Regions from separate parts of the Homo sapiens genome. Here region 2 is linked to region 1. Evidence: read pairs that join two places in POLR2A ChIA-PET (ENCODE). Cell type or tissue: OCI-LY7. All regions are shown on one strand. Links, peaks and the distances in the headings refer to the core of each region. The heading gives the core; the rest is flanking DNA.

Region 1 (4,404 bases), core at 105-4,104:
CTCCATTTGAGCCCCATCAGCAGAGAAGACGAATTTAGCTCAGCCATAGCATTCAGAATAAGTTAGGGCAGCTCTGGGCACTCTGAAGTGATAGAGTAAGGTTCTTCTAAAATAACGCACAAATAACTAATATGAATCACATAGAATGCCTACATTCCAAAAAAGGTGACAGGTCATTTCTCCACATTAGGCTGGCTTCGGGCTTCATAACTCAGCAGGATTCTGCAGCTTCACTTGGTCTTAGCAAAGAGGAGAAACATGGGCCCTCTGGAAACAGAGTTTCAATGGTTTTCCAGGAGACAAAAGATATACTCCCCATCTGGAAGTTTGACACATGACTTCTAAATCAGGGTGGGGCTCTGTCATAGCTGAGTGACAAAATCAGCTGCACAACACACAGAGTCTCTAAGTTTCTCCTTTATACACAGCAGATGAATCTATGGTTATTTCTTAGCAACCAAATTTGAAGGGCAAAAAGACTGTGCCAAGAAAACTACAAGTGTAGTTTTTTTCCTGTCTTTTCTCTCTCATCCATGCACAAAAAATAATATTTACCTATTTATATTTGACAATACCATCTGTTTTTATTGTGTGGAGAGTCTTATCCATTTAAGGAAGGCAACAACTTTGTGACTCTCAGTTGAAGAAAGGTAGAAATGAAGAAGGCCTTATGTAACACCAACTTGTGTCACCAACAGCAAGTGGAAATATTACATCTTGCACATGCTCTGACACTAGGTGTACTCGACAATCATGATGAAGTTTCTGCTGGGTGCAAAGAACTGGCCCAGGTAATGAAGGCAATCGAAAGGTGTCACACTCAGACCTAAATCTCAAAAGGAGCTTATGCATTGGTGAAAGAAGGCATAAGTACAAGAAAGATCAAACAAATGAATTATACAGTTACATCTTAAAGTAATACATGCTAGAAGAACAATAGTCACTGTACAGGGTTTATGAGTTGGACCAAGAAAGATGCGTAAGATTTATATAGTTAGGGGGTGAAGGAATAAGGGGTAAAAGGGGTTGGTTAATAACAGGGCACATAATATTTTATGTGGAGGAATGGAACAACAAATAAAGAAGGCAAAAGAAAGCCAAGGTCAATTTAATGAATTAGTGAGCAGATGCATAGATGGAGTGGAATTTATGAGACAGAAATGATGGGGCTAAGAGTAGAAAGGTGATTAGGATCAAATGCTAATTAAGTCTCAAATTCCACACTAAAAAATTTTCAAGATTTAACTCAGGCCCAGAACATAACAGGCACCTGAGAAATTATTGCTTTAGGGGGTAAATATGTCACTTTTAGAATATTCAAATCTTTTTACAAGGAGAGAGGAATTTAGGCTTGATATAAGCAGTAGGAAGTCACTGGTGGTATCTGAGCAAGGGAATGACAGAAAAATACATTTAGGGACATACTATTATATATCAAGAAAATTAATTTGAAAGCATCAGAAAGAATTCATTGGAGAGAGTTCAAGATTGACAGCAGGAAGCCTAATTTTATATTAGGGTATATATCTAGGTACCTTGAGAAATAAAACATAAATGGACTTCAAAATTAAAATTCTGAGTAGAAAAATAGTTACGCTTTAAAAAATTAAACTTTCAGATTTAGCCAGTAAACTGATGCAAATGGACAAAGTAATTAGATTTTAAGGAAGCAGACGTTTCCTGAAATTCTTAACTGACTTTTTCCAAAGAGAAATAAATTTGATTTGTACTTTTTTAGACTAGGTAATACCTGAGTACTCTGGTGGAATTAAATACTTAATGGTAAAAATACCACTTTTAGAATAGGCAAAGATTTTGTATGAAGCTGTAACACAGAAGAACAGTCATTTACAACACACACACAAAAGGGTGCCAGATATATTCTGGGCCAGGTTAAACATGCTGAGATCAAACATCAACTTAAGAATACACTGGGCCCTGAATCAATGGAAAAATCATTTGGCATTATGACACTCACCATGCAATCAAACCTCTGTTTAAAATCAAGTTACAATTACTCTAATTATGGACAAACATTTCATTTGTTGCACAACTGGTACCTAATCAAACACTTCTGTAGAAGAGATGATTTCACCACAAGGTAACTTAATTTCAGTGCGAAATAAGTCTTTTAAATTATTTTTAAAGAGTGTTTTTAACCAATTTACATGTCAGAAATTTTATTTCTATAAAAATTACTACATGAACTAAGTCTAAATCAAACAAAAATGCCTTCCTCTACTTTGAAACAATAGTCTTCTCTCATAAACATTTTATTCAAATATTTCCCAGCAACAGGCTTGTGTGCACTAACCAGGAAGTGAAACCAAATATGATCATATTGTGAAAGCAGAGTAAAATGAAAGAACACAATTGGAATTATCTGAAGCATTATTAAAATTTCATCTGAAAATCCAATTCCCTTGGAAACAACAATTTAATCAAGGAAGTAATAAAAGGAATTTCAAAAGCATAATTCTTCATTTTCTTGTGTGGCAGTGTCCCCAGTCTTCTATGCAAATATCTTTTCCTGTAGCCAGGCTGGCTCATCTGAAACACAAGCTTTCACCAACCCGCCTGGTGAACACAGGGAGCAGGGTTAAGCAATCATTTTCATGCTAGTAAATCAACTCTGGTATAAACGATTGCAATCTTTAATGACTTACTTTGGAGAAAAATGTATCTTTTGCTTCTTAGGTAACAAGTAAATCACATTTCTCTTAATTATTTTTCTGTGGTTACTGTCATTCCCTTTAATCTATTGTAAATTATAAGCTCTCTAAAACCAGAAAATGTATTTTACTGATTAGTCTGCTTTTAACTGACTCAGTAACCTAAACATAGTGAGAGTTATTATAAGTACCTAACGATTATTCTTATTGTCTAAGGATAGTGTTAGCAAACAAAACTCACTATGGTTTACATTTTTCTGCTAAGATGGATACTAAGTAGGATCATGAATTTCTGGGCTCCATTACCATATCTCTTATTCCAAGGAGATTGGGTGTGGGAGAAGGGGCTAGAAGACACCATGCAAAAACAGAATATATTCTCATTTACTAATTATTATTCTTTATACTTATTTTTAATTTTAAGCAGGATTTGAGTAAGCTTAGTATTATATACAGTACAATATTCTTATGAAAATGTCCTAGCAATCTAAATAAGAAGGTAGTTCCTGAACTACCTATGACTTCAGCAAGTGATCAGGTAGCCCCTATTAGACACTGCACAAACACAATGCAAATCTGAATATTAGTGCTACTCTGCAGACAAAGCAGACATACTGCTGCTCTGTATAAGAATGAAATGTAAAAGGAAAAAAAACTATGAATAAATAAGCAGTGACAGACAAATCTATTAGCACGGTACATGCATGTATATAAATATATATAATAATCAAATCATGTGGCTAGTGAATTCTAGAAACACTTGAGAGCCTACTATGTTTTAAGAACAGTGTCACACTTAAGAAACTGAGTCAATTCTATTGCCATGGTGTTAAGAGGTTGAAGAGCCTGGCTAGTGGGTCTCATTCAGAGCTTGTCTGTGGACGCACCAAAAGTATTGAGGCAGGCCAGACCGCTAGTCAGTCCCGTTTTCTTTGGGGACCCTCTTTTCTTGTTACTCCCTCACTCACTTTATCAAATACTGCACTTTCACCACAGAGCCTGATCCTTTATATTTATATTCATTGAATTCTCTTGACAGGGAGAATTCATTGAGCATTTGCTGTGGTATGGGCTGAATAAGATAAGAAAGTATATTTCATTTTCTATCTATCCTTAAAACACTTATAAAGTTAGGAAAATGAGAAATTTGTACAAAAAGTGAACAGGAAAAAAATGAAGGATTAAATAGTGGAGTGGAACAACTCTGAACATCTATATAATGCTCAAAAGTTTATGGAGCATTTTTTTCATAGTCATTTAAATCATACACTTGACTTTAGGATAAGGATACAAGCTCAGAGAGAAAAAAAATTAGCTGCTGATGACACATGGCTGGTGAGCAAGAGCTTGATCCTATAACTGACACCAAACATGGTGCTCTTCCAACCATCCAAAGCTTCCTCTTGTAAGATGAACAGGTATAGCTCAGGGAATGGAGAAGGCAACATAGATAAGGTATCTCTGAGCCGTTAGGGATATGCAGGGGCTGGAGCAGGAAAAAAATCTCCAGCGGGGTAGTGGGGAGGGAAAGAGCAGAGGGGTGTTGCCTGAGGAAGAGCAGTGAGGCTGCAGAGGATCTTCACGGCCAGAGGGGGACGACTTCACAAATAAATGAGGCAGTGAGGACATTTACGGTTGGAGATTCCAGAATATGAGAGTATGGCTTGAATTGACTTACAAAAGAGAACAATTATAGATTCTAAAATAGAATGCAAGCAATATTTTAGGAAAA
Region 2 (4,404 bases), core at 174-4,173, 130 kb before region 1:
TGTCAAGGAGCATGCTGAATCACAAGTTTCACTACAGTCACAGAAGTCCAATGATACAGCTTCCTACCAGGCATTTATCACTCTTCCAGCCCAGAAACAGTTGACCAATCAGCAGTCATTTATGCCATAATGTTGCCTAGTAACACAGTTAACATTTGACCTTTATCAGGTCTCCGGGGAAACCAAACTAGAAAACTGAGAAAGTCATAAAATCCAATTCTTCTGCAGAAAAGGAAGGGACCTGTGCCTTCCTTTCACTATGTGCCTCTTGCTCTTGCTGTTCCCTCTGCCTGGAAGCCTCCTTCCAGGACATCTGCCTGGCCTGCTCCTGGACGTCTTTTAATTCCTTGGCCAAAAGTCACCTTTCCAATGAGGCCTTCCCAGGCCATCCTATTTGAAGATTGCAGCTTCTATCTTACCTGCAGGAACCTTCTACCATCTTGGCATGCTTTATTTTTTCCCATTGCCTTTATCTTCTAACATATTTACTAATTGATTTTGCTTATTTTGCTTATTTTTCCCATAGAATTTAAAGTCCATAAAGCTGGGATTTTTGTCTTTTTTCTCCTTCGTTGATAATTCTTAGTAGAACAGTGCCTGATACGCAGTAGGTTCTTCAACAACTATTTCATTTATGAATGAATTTATGCCCCTTTTTTTAGACAATAACTTCTCACTGGCACCCTTTGTTGGAGGGGAGGGGGAAAGATATTTTCAGTGACCAAATAAAAGACAGCATGGTGTGAGGGACTAAGAGCAGGAACTTTGGAACCAAATCACCTGGATTGAATAAAGGCTTCAATACTCACCTTGGGAGGATCGTTAACCTCTCTGTGCCTCAGGTGTCTCATTTGTAAGTGAGGCTAGTAATAGAACCTATATATAAGAGTTGTCATGAGGATGACATTTGTTAAAATACATGTAAAGTGTTCAAAAGAGTTCCTGACACATAGGAAGCAGTATGTGTTCACTATTTTTAAGGCCAACTTTTAAAAGTACTTTATTTTCGCTCTGTACCACTTCTAGTGATTTCTCTTTCTCCCTATACCTTCTTTTCCAGCTGATCTACCCGAAAAATCACATCTACCCCATAGCTTCTATAATACGTTGATTTCCATTCAGTTTTCCAACCACTGACCTAAGATTTCTAATGACGTAGTTGCTACTTTCCTCTTCTTAGTCCATGAGTTAGTTGTGTTGGCTGCCATCATTGTCCATGGCTTCCTTTGGCTTCTGACCTATGCCTCTCTCCTGGTTTTCATCTGTCCTTATGGCTGCCCCTTCTCAGTCTTCTTCAAGGGCCCCACTTCCTTCTCCATTTACTCTTTAATGTTATTACTGACACTATCTTCCTCATCACATTCTCCCTGGATGAGTCCATTTGCAAGCATGGCTTCAGCTCTTATATCAACACCCTATATGTGCCAGTTCTACTGACAGTTTCCCAAAGATGTCATGTTCTTTCTCACATCCATGACTCAGAGCTTTCTTTTCTCCTCTTGGTGTCCTCTTACTTTCAGCTAAGGAGAGGTTCTTGACTAACTTTAGCTGGTTCTCCAAGTTTTAATTCAACCATCACCTTTTCTCTTATTCCCAAACCAAAATGAGGGTTTCTCTTCAGCATTCCCTTAGTGCCTTATGGACACCTCTATCAAAGTATAACACAAGTTATTTTGATTGCTAGTTTATTTATTTCTCCCCTAGAAATGAACTACTTATATGTATCCATGTCCTCAAAGTATGGTACCTGGAACATAGCAGCTATGTAAAAAATACCTGGATTCAATACATAAATACATGGCATCTACATAAATTTTTATTGGGTTCTTTTCAAATTCAGAACTAAACATTCAGTAAAATAATGATATCTCATCAAAATTTTAGTTCTTCCAGAAAATCTTATTAGGGGTAAGGGTAAAGGATGAATAAAAGCAAAAAGTTCCACTTTGGCAGTATCAATGGTGCTGGACATATGTTACATTTCACTGTGAAGCCAATTTGGAAAGATAAGGGGCCCCCTTTGATGTTAGTGACATCAGACATTACTTGACTACAGTCAATTGCTCTTTGGGCTCATTGAAATCTTTCAAGTACCATATTTACCGTATTAGGAAATCCCAGTAAATAGGTGTTTCAGGTTCTCTGCTATGATTACAAATACATCCACAGAGAACAGTGACTAATACTTACATGGTTAAAAATCACACAGCCAGCTCCCTAAAGAGGTTTCAATGACTTGTGCTTTGCTCTGGCCCCCATTTTGCCAGGGATCTAGGCACCTACCTGTAAAGTACATCCAAACACGCCGATCATGAGCATGGCTACTGAGAGGTAATCGGTAAACACATCCCACCATGGCTTCAGCACTCGGAAGGCAGGCTGCTGCTCAGAGAACTGCCGGAATTCTGTCACGGGAATCATGTTTCTGAGAAAGGAGAGATTACTTGTAAATCAATTTATCTTCCAGTACAACATACTGCATTGTTACCAAATGTGGCTCCAACTCCTCACAGCAGAGGTCTGAATTAGTTCAAGAGCTGTCAAGACACATCAATGTTTTGATGAGCCACTGAATAAAATCACCAGTTGAGGAAATAAGGAGACCCACATGGAAAAGGCAAGTACTTGCCTTTTCTTGTCCAATGACAAGGTTCCCTTTGTGCTCCAGGTGGGACAGAAAGAACATGGCCAGACACTTTCCAAGTCCCAGTTATTTCCTGGACCCTCATTTCTCTTAAACAGAACATGAAGATGCCAGAAAGACTAGAGCTCATCCTTTGAAATGTTTTTGCTGTTTATCTTACCATCTTGGGTTATTGCTTTAAGCTTTTTTTTTTTTTTTGCTTTAAACCATTTTTAAGTGTAATTTTAGCATTCTTTTGTGCTAATTCTTTACTGAGCCCTATTTATAAAGCATTTTGCTTGTTCCATGGGAAAGGAAAACAGTGTTTCCACGTGGTCCTTGTCTTTTAAGAAGAAAGGTCTTATTGATGGTGGTGGATTGAGGAGGCCTCAATTTTTCTTCCTTGTTTCCTTTTTGTCTCTATGCTTGTATCTTGATTTTTTTCTCTGTTTCCTGTACTTCTCACATTTCACTGTGAACCCCAAACTTATCCTAATTTTCTCCGCTGAGACAACAGTTCAGTCTGGAAACTCCTATCTTTAACCAAATGACAGAAGATAAATGAATAGGGTGCACCCACGGCTCTGGGAAAAGGGAAAAAGAGGTACATTCTTTTCTTGATGTGCCTCCTCCTTTCTTACTCATTCTTACTGCCTTTAGTGTGACCCAGGACTTGAGGTTAATCATCCTGCTACTGTGAGGAGAAATATTCTTTCTGTATCTTATGGCAATCATCCTCCTACTGTGAGAAGAAATATCCTTTCTTTATCTTATGGCAAGGAATAAGGGTGGCCAAGGAGGGCCAAAAACATTTCACCTTCCTTCCCTAATACTGAATTAAGAACTAGATAGACAATGGCCGGGCGCGGTGGCTCACGCCTGTAATCCCAGCACTTTGGGAGGCCGAGGCGGGTGGATCATGAGGTCAGGAGATCAAGACCATCCTGGCTAACGTGAAACCCCGTCTCTACTAAAAATACAAAAAATTAGCCGGGCGCGGTGGCGGGCGCCTGTAGTCCCAGCTACTCGGGAGGCTGAGGCAGGAGAATGGCGTGAACCCGGGAAGCGGAGCTTGCAGTGAGCCGAGATTGCGCCACTGCAGTCCGCAGTCCGGCCTGCTGGGCGACAGAGTGAGACTCCGTCTCAAAAAAAAAAAAAAAAAAAAAAAAAGAACTAGATAGACAATAAACATCCCACATAAAAGCAAAGCCTCTTCTTTGATTACAGCTTTGGCAACAATTACAATGTTATCTATTCCGTCTTGCTGCATTGTGACTTTCTTATACAATAATTTGTCTTCTTTTTGAATCTGTTAACACAGTGTTGAAAATTTCAACGGCCTGGCGATGTTCTCCTCTCTGACCTACCTACTTGACATCTATGCAGAATACAATTTCCTCATTTTACTGAAACACAACTTTTCTTAACTTTTTTCTGTTACCACCCACTAGGCTACAAGTTTCTTCAGGGTAGAATCTACATGTTCTGCCTATGTGTCTCCTTAAAACATGTATTGCAGGCAAACTGCACAAAAGCTCAATACATTACTTTGTATATTTCTAGTGTGATTAAAATTTCAGACTAGTCCAAACTTTGATTTTCCTGACACTTTATGGCCTCTTTTTTTCTCAGTAAATTATTACAGTCCCACTGCCCCAAATGTTTGATAGTCACAGTTGTCTCAGTGGCAATAACAGATGGCACAAATTCATCTTGACTTCCAAGTTCCACTTCAGAAGGTACTGTCTTACTCTATTTTGCATCCCCATTACTTGCCATAC

Evidence for each region. Peaks named below come from ENCODE experiments on the same cell type or tissue, not always from the same donor. Only the 100,000 strongest peaks of a DNase experiment are listed, where the experiment ranks them.
Region 2: POLR2A ChIA-PET joins it to region 1 with 5 read pairs; 2 of 35 experiments call an interaction of 5 or more read pairs at or near these places.

Annotation. Positions count from the first base shown.
Region 1 is chr1:89,550,920-89,555,323 of GRCh38, reverse strand. All of the region lies in intron 1 of LRRC8B (leucine rich repeat containing 8 VRAC subunit B), which reads right to left. Among named protein-coding and RNA genes, the nearest start is that of LRRC8B, 28 kb to the right of the region's middle. In OCI-LY7, for the core only: no CTCF peak of the experiment used is centred there; DNase peaks (open chromatin) are centred at 2,303 and 2,543; H3K4me3 peaks cover 1,274 bases; H3K27ac peaks cover 1,296 bases.
Region 2 is chr1:89,684,491-89,688,894 of GRCh38, reverse strand. LRRC8C (leucine rich repeat containing 8 VRAC subunit C) reads right to left here. Exons shown (of 3, transcript NM_032270.5): 2 at 2,284-2,425. The coding sequence starts at 2,421. Among named protein-coding and RNA genes, the nearest start is that of LRRC8C, 54 kb to the right of the region's middle. In OCI-LY7, for the core only: no CTCF peak of the experiment used is centred there; no DNase peak of the experiment used is centred there.